2 separate regions of the Mus musculus genome follow, and region 1 is linked to region 2. Evidence: chromatin contacts called from ENCODE Hi-C or POLR2A ChIA-PET data. All regions are on one chromosome and are shown on one strand. Each heading gives the region's core, a stretch centred on a gene start or an enhancer-like site at or near the end of the contact. The rest is flanking DNA. Distances are from core to core; before and after follow the strand shown. Region 1 holds the start of Plat (plasminogen activator, tissue). Region 2 holds the start of Vdac3 (voltage-dependent anion channel 3).

Evidence for each region. Hi-C counts contacts between places; a loop is a spot of excess contacts on that map. ChIA-PET counts read pairs that join two places held with the same protein, here RNA polymerase II (POLR2A).
Region 1: a map of heart shows a loop between it and region 2 (2.0-fold over the local background). The contact joins the promoter of Plat here to the promoter of Vdac3 in region 2. A Hi-C loop is called at or near these places in 1 of 37 maps with a recorded cell type or tissue (heart). POLR2A ChIA-PET finds 5 or more read pairs at or near these places in 1 of 5 experiments (Patski).

Annotation. Positions count from the first base shown.
Region 1 is chr8:22,755,652-22,759,058 of GRCm38, reverse strand. Plat (plasminogen activator, tissue) reads right to left here and starts at 1,337. Exons shown (of 14, transcript NM_008872.3): 1 at 1,231-1,337.
Region 2 is chr8:22,592,245-22,595,812 of GRCm38, reverse strand. Vdac3 (voltage-dependent anion channel 3) reads left to right here and starts at 2,000. Exons shown (of 9, transcript NM_011696.2): 1 at 2,000-2,129.

The DNA.
Region 1 (3,407 bases), core at 88-2,587, 160 kb before region 2:
TAGAACTCACAGGAGACTTTCCAAATAATCTGGGGGTGTCCTGGAAACTCCGTCCTAATCCAGTTGGTCCGGGGTGGGGGGGTGCAGCTAGTACTGCCCCTGCCAGGATACAGGCTGGCTCTCCTAAAAACACTTTAGGTGGATTGAACAGGATGGTCAGAGGGACTGTTTACATTATAGTGTTTCCAGTATCTGGTCTGGGGCTGAATATTATTTAACCCTCACTGGCTGTGCCCACTCTACCTTCCACTGACCTGCATAGATTTGTTCTGGACAGGCCACGTCTGGATCTCAGTGAAAATCCCTAGCTGTATTTTTCTGTAAGTGTACTCCAGTTGTATTTGTGACGCGCTCGCAGGATTGTTAAATATCCACCACCACAACAGACACACGTTTTTTGTATATGCCCCTGCCCCATTATCAGCTGCGGAAGACCACGGCATCATTCTAAGCTGGCCATCAAATTAAAGCATTGCTACTGCTTTTCTTTGCACTGAAGCTTCGTCCTTAGTTATCTTGGAGCGCTGCATACTTTCCTCCCACGCCCACACCATCTCTCCCTCCCCCCACTCCATCCATCCTCCCGCTGTTTCTGTGAGGTTAAGAAAACAAAGGTCCTGAAGGAATCCAGAGAGCCTTTAGACTCTTCCAGCTGCAGCATGAAAAAGCAAACACATCTGTGCTTGATGTCCAAGGGTGAGATTGACTGGAAGAACGGAAGAGAGGATGCGATGAACTCCCGAGAGACGAGAGGTTTTGCATCCTGACTCCCACTAGTAATGAGAGGTTCCTAAAAATCTCAGCTTCTCTCTGCCAGCCTAGTTAATCATGCTGCCCAGGCAAAATGCCCCCTCCTTGATGCCCAGCCTGTTTTTTAGTGTGTTCCTTGGTCAGAAGGTAGCCATACAACTCTGGCTTCTCAGCTCAGGAAGGCAGCTGAATCTAGTTACTGCCCGTTAGTGCTGCTCCCATTGTCTGTTGAAAGAACCGGAGTCATTCTGTTTGCTTTCTCCCCTGTGCAAGCAAAACTTCTGCAAGAGACACCTCTCTCCCATTCTCTCCCTCTCACCTCAGCTTACCCAGGGTCATTGCAAAGAACCCTGGATGATGCTGGCTGGTCCTCTGTCTGTGCTTCCATTAAGCATCCCTTCACTGGCTCAGTTTGCCCCCAAAGACTTTAAAGGGACAGAAGAAGAGTCAGCTGTTAGATACCGGCAGAAATTAACTTACCGAGAGTGCTTGCTTCTTTCCCACTCTTGCAGGGGCCTCTCCTTGACGCTGAGCTCTTGAGTTCCTGCAGGCTCTGTCTCCCTGAACAGCTCCAGCCAATTTGAAGGATGAAGAAGGGGTGGGGCCAGAGGTGTGGGCGGGGTTTCTCCTCTGCTGGTGGGTGGACTGAGGAGCCAATGGAGCAGCCGGTGTCTCTAAGGAGGGGGAGGAAGTGCGCGCGGAGGAGCACAGCCAGTCTTGGCTTGCCGCCAGTTTGATTATTCACCGTACTGATGTCATCGAATCACAGGAATTTTCAGAGTTGGAGGGGACTTAAGACTCATCCTGTTTTAAAACCCCGGTCTCAAAGGCCTAAAAGGAACTGTAAGGATCTGCTGCTCTAAGCTCCTGTCTTGACCCATGAGTTTATAGTTCTAAACAGCCCCGCCCAGTTGGGGATGGGGGAGAGGTCTTCTGGAATTTGAAGCAACTACCCCTCAGGACACGTGGGCAATTAATTGGCCGGGCAGATGATGATAAGCTGGGTTGGGTGTGACTGGAGATAGAACGCACATGACTTTTGGTGCGCTCCCTACCTCTGACCTGCTCTCCTAGACTGAGGTGCTTCTCTGCGGCATCTCAGCAGAGATCTCTCAGAGAATTGAGAAAAGTGGGGAAATGGGCAGGTCTCTCAGCCTCAGCACCCTGAAATTCTATCCTAAGCCATCCTTCTTCTAAGCCCCACACCCCGGAGGCAGACAATAAAAGCTCCTGAAAACTACTATTCTGATGACCCTTTCACAACCTACCAAAGCCTCGGCAGTCTCGGGGCACCAGGTCACCCAAAATTCCAGTTTAGTCTTCATCTGCAGCTGCTTGCACATCAGAGGGGTGGGCGAGTGGCCTCTGTCAATCTCGGCTGGCGTGGAGCTGAGAGGAGGGTTTCTCAGTAATCACAGGTGCCCTGAGTTTTGCTAAATGCACACTCCCCTCCATAAACACACACACACACACACACACACACACACACACACACACACATCCTCCGAAACCCCAGCTTTTGTGTTTCTACCACCTGTGAGTCTGTTTCCCCTGTCAGACTCCGGGGGGTGGGGGTGGGGGGGGGTGGGAAGCAAGACTGAAGAGCCAGAAATACAAATGGGAAGCTGATACCATAACAATGGGAACTTTGATTTTAGTCAAAGGATTGCAGGGGGGTGGGGTGGGGGGAGTGAAAATAAATCTTAATGATATCACATCCTGGGAAACTTGCCTAGGAGCCCTTTGCTCCAAAGGGCTCCAAGTACAATAACTTGGGGGCAGATGGATAAGAAAATGAAGTGCTGAAGAAAGAGTTCCTAAGGCTAGCTTCTGCAATGGGGGTCCTCTCTGTAGTGTGTGTCACCTGTGGGGGCAGAGAGTTGGCTTAATGATCCCTTTGTTGGGGGCAATGGAAGTGGACAGCTGACGAGGTATCAGGACAAAAACCATGATGAGAAAACTAATTAAGAAGTGATGTGATTCCCAGGATAGCCCAAGGAAAGAGAAGTGGGCAAGAAGCTGACAACACAGCTATTAACCAGGAGGCAGGTGCTCTGTGTACAGACTAAAAGCATCTCCTTTAAAAGGGGATCAGCTTTTAAGGACAAATGAGGTAAATATCCAGATGGCATTATTGGGAATACACTGCTGGGATGTAGGGACTCCTCATGCATGCCATGGCTGGTCCTGCCCTGAAATTAGACCCTATTAAGGCCCAAGGCTCATAGACCTGCATCTCCCTGCCCCATTTCTCCCCGAGGACACAGGGATGGGCTATTAACAAATGCTGAGGTGGTGAGGGACTTTTCTTTGTGAGGGACTTGACCAGAGGACACCCCTCATCTCATACTTCTGGAAGTTACCCCAGTTGAATTCACTGTTTAGTTCTCCAGGCTAGACCCATGGAATTGTTTCCTTTGTCTGTTCTCAGTCTAGAGTTAACAGACGTTCGCTCATATCCGCTTAGAAGTAGTAAAGGCAGCATATACTGTCCAGGCCTTCATCTGCACTGGAGACTTACACTGGCTAGCTGGACCAGGTGGGTGAATTGCAGGCTCATGCACTCCCTGAGGAAAAAAATGGATAGGACAAAGCAAAGTCCTCTTGGAGATGGTGATAGCTATGAAGAATCGCTTACCAGACTGTACAAGAGGGAT
Region 2 (3,568 bases), core at 751-3,250:
TTTAGCTTGTGTTTACAGAAAGCTCTGGGTGTGCTATGGTTGAGCCACACCAGAATAAGGGTTTTCCAGTGCACAGTCCTGGGGTTCTAAATGTGAGCAAATATCCTGCAACAACTCATGGATCAGTGCCTCTTTCAGTCATCATCAGAGAAGCTTCCCCCTGCAGTGGATGGGAACTAACACAGAGACTCACAACTGGACAATGTTCAGAGGGTGAGAGACCTGGGAACACTCAGTCCTAAATGGGATGTCTCCATCAAATTTCTCCCCTCAGGGCTCAGGCAACTGGAAGAGAAGTGGAAAGATTGTAAGAACCAGAGGGGTTGGGGGATGATACCAAGGAAACAGTGTCTTCTAGACACAACAGGGCTGAGTTGTGTAAGTGATGGTAGAGAAACTACTGAACTACAGGGTCAAGTCAGGTGGTGCTTCCAAGTGGACACAAGCTTCCATCCGTAACAGGAAACTATCTCTAATTGGCATCCACTTGCAAAGAAAACAAAATGGTTTTCTTCAATGGAGTCTCCATGCCCAGCCATAGAGGGACAACACAAAATGAACTCAATGATTCTGACTTTGGGCCTTTTGTTTTGTTTTACTTGTGTTTTGTGTGTATGTTATGGACTCTGTGTTTATGTGTCTACTCTCCTCGTACTTCCTCTTTATTATTTTTCTTTTTTTAAGTTCTGGTTTGTTTGACTATTTGTATTCTAAAGAGAGAAATAAAGAAGGCATGGAGTCAGGTGGTTGGGGGAATCTGGGAGGAGCTGGGGGTGGGGAAACATGACCGGGATATAGTGTATGAAAAATTATTTTCAATAAAAAGAGTTAGCGGTAGAAACATCAACAAATATTTCCAAAAAGGCCATTTGTACATAACCAAGGCACAGTACCCTCAGATTCTACGTTGCTCTAGTACTAGTGTACTAGTGTAGTTTACTCAAATCTCCTCAGTTGCTTGGTTGTGTTCAATAGCCCTTTTGTTTTATCCACAGTCCAACTGAGACTCACAAAAACACTTTAGCATTACATCTTTTTGTTCTTAAACCCTTTTCTTCATCTTTCATGACATTGAAGATTGAGCAGTTGCTTCGCAGAACGTCCCTTAATTTGGATTTGCTTTCTCGCCCATAGACAAATTACATGCTTTGTTAAGAATACTGACTCGTGGGCTGGAGAGATGGCTCAGCCGTTAAAGGCTAGGTTCACAACCAAGAATATAAGAATATCGACTTGTGTCCCTTTCTGTGAATGACAGGGCACCTGAAGTTAGCTTTAGTCACTTGGTGAAGGCGATTTTCTGGCTGTGAAGGTCCTTTCCTCTTCAGTAAATAATCCGCGGAGTGAGTGAGTCCTGGGAACCATCGGGATCTCCTTAACCGTTTGCTGGGGAATCGGTTGTCACTAAGGTGGCTCTAAAGCAGTGGTGTGTTCCTTGCACAATTCCTGCGACATTGATTTCTCTTCTAAGAAGAGCTCTCTCTCCATCCTCTCTCTCTCTTGAATTAACTTGCATGCTCTAGAAGCCCGCAGTCGCCTAACCTCTAGGGCCTGGGTTTTCTCTCATCGTTCCAACTGAGAAGACTCACATTTTAAAATTACAGTTGACCTGGGACGAAGTTCCCATAAAGACCTGCAAGTCATCCACCATAGAGAGGGTGGCAGGGTCTGGGAGCGACACTCTGGCTGGCAGCTCGCGTCCGCAGAGCCCGCCCTGGGTCTCTGCTGGCGCCCTGCCCGCCCGCGCCCCTTCAGGGGACAGTAGCTACGGCTTTGGCACATTCTCGCGAGAGCCGCGCCTCCCGGCCCAGCAAAGGTCCTCAAAGGCCTTTCGGCCATTTCCACACCACCCCGCGCCGGTCACCCGCCAGCAGGGCCCCCACTGCGCCCGCGCACTCGCCCGCGCACGCGCAGCCGGACAGTTGGCCTAGGCGCCCGCCGCGGGGCCCCTTGCACGTCTGGTCTGAGGCGCGGCGCCGCGCCGCGCGCACTCGCGCTGGGGGACGACGGGCGCGCAGGCGCACAGGCGCGGCGGGGGAGCGAGGTCGCGCAGGCGCAGACGGCGTTGGTTCGAGAAGACCTTCAGCGTTGCCTTGGTGGAGCGGGACGGGCCCACCCTCGGGTTGTAGGTGAGGCGACCGCTGCCGCGGGCCGGGTGGGCGGATGGCCGGCGGGCCTGAGGAGCCGGCCGAGGCCACGGAGGAGGAGCTGAGGGGCGCCGACCTAGGGCGAGGCGAGGCAGGGGAGACTCCGCTGCCCGGACCCTGTTGGTCGCCTGAGGGCGGGAGTCGCCGCCCTGGGCCGGCCGCGACCTTCCGCCGCACCCGGCGTGCGCACTGGCGGTCTGCCCGGGGCCAGGCTGGAAGGCGGGCGGTTTCTAGAGAGGACGAGTCCCGGAACCCCAAACCTACACCCGACCCTGTCCTCACCCCGCTGTCTGGTGTGTCCAGCACTTGTCAGGCGTGTCTTGCACTCCCGACGGCCGAAGGGTGGATGCTCTTCATGCATCTTAAAAAGCAGAAACAAGGAACAAAAGAGAAGCTGTCTCCTCTAGTTAGTGCCTTTTGTCGTCCTCTCAGGCTCTAATGCAGCCTCAGGGCATGGTGCATAGCTGTCTTGTAGCGCTAAGATGATTGTGAGGTTGTAGCTTGACTCTCGAGTAACATGGAGTCCGGGTTTTCTCGATTTTTTTGCTTGATCATACCAGCAGTGCATTTCCCATTAGAATCATGGGTCCGAGTAAGGGACAGTTTGGGCATGAACGACTTCAGTTATCCACTTGACTTTTGCAAAGTGATGATTTTTGAGAAACAGTGGATCAAAAACGCTAAACGCAGCTTGTAAATAGCACTTAGACATTTCGACCACCTTGGTTTATTTTCTCCCTGATCAGTATGAAAACCTAAAACTGTATAAACGTTTCTGTCTGAATACGTAAGACCTGTGTTTCCTCCCTCCTAGAATGATGGCAAAAGATTTACATTACTACCGGGACTGTAAAATTACCCTGCTAGTGGACTCCAAACTCTGTAACATAGAGCAGAATTTTATTATAGATTGATGTAGAACATCAATACCACTCATTTGCCTTGACTCCTTAACTTTTCCTTTTGATTGATGCCTTGGATAAAACCCGTGGCATCAATTATAGATCCTCTTCTATGTAAGATAAGTGCTTTACCCATACGCCATCCCCATTTCTCTATAAATTTTGGGTGTGTGTGTGAACTTGTTTATGTGGTGTATGTACACGTTTGTGTGCACATCCGTATGCATGTGGAGTCCAGTGGTTGATGTTGGGTATAGGTCTCCTCACTGAACTGAGAAGTCTTCCTGTCTCCGCACTTTCCCTACCCCAGTGCTGTGTGGGTCCTCATATGCAGTTCCTCATGCTTGTGTGACAGACACTTTGCCAATTGAGCCATCTCCTTTGCCCCGACTTTATATATGTTTTTTTTGTATGCTCTTTCCTCTTAACTTTATATCATAGTGTGTGCATGTGACAGGTACAAATTTTCAATGACTTTCCAGTTAGGACATAAGTCTTGCTGAATATGGTGGCACACAG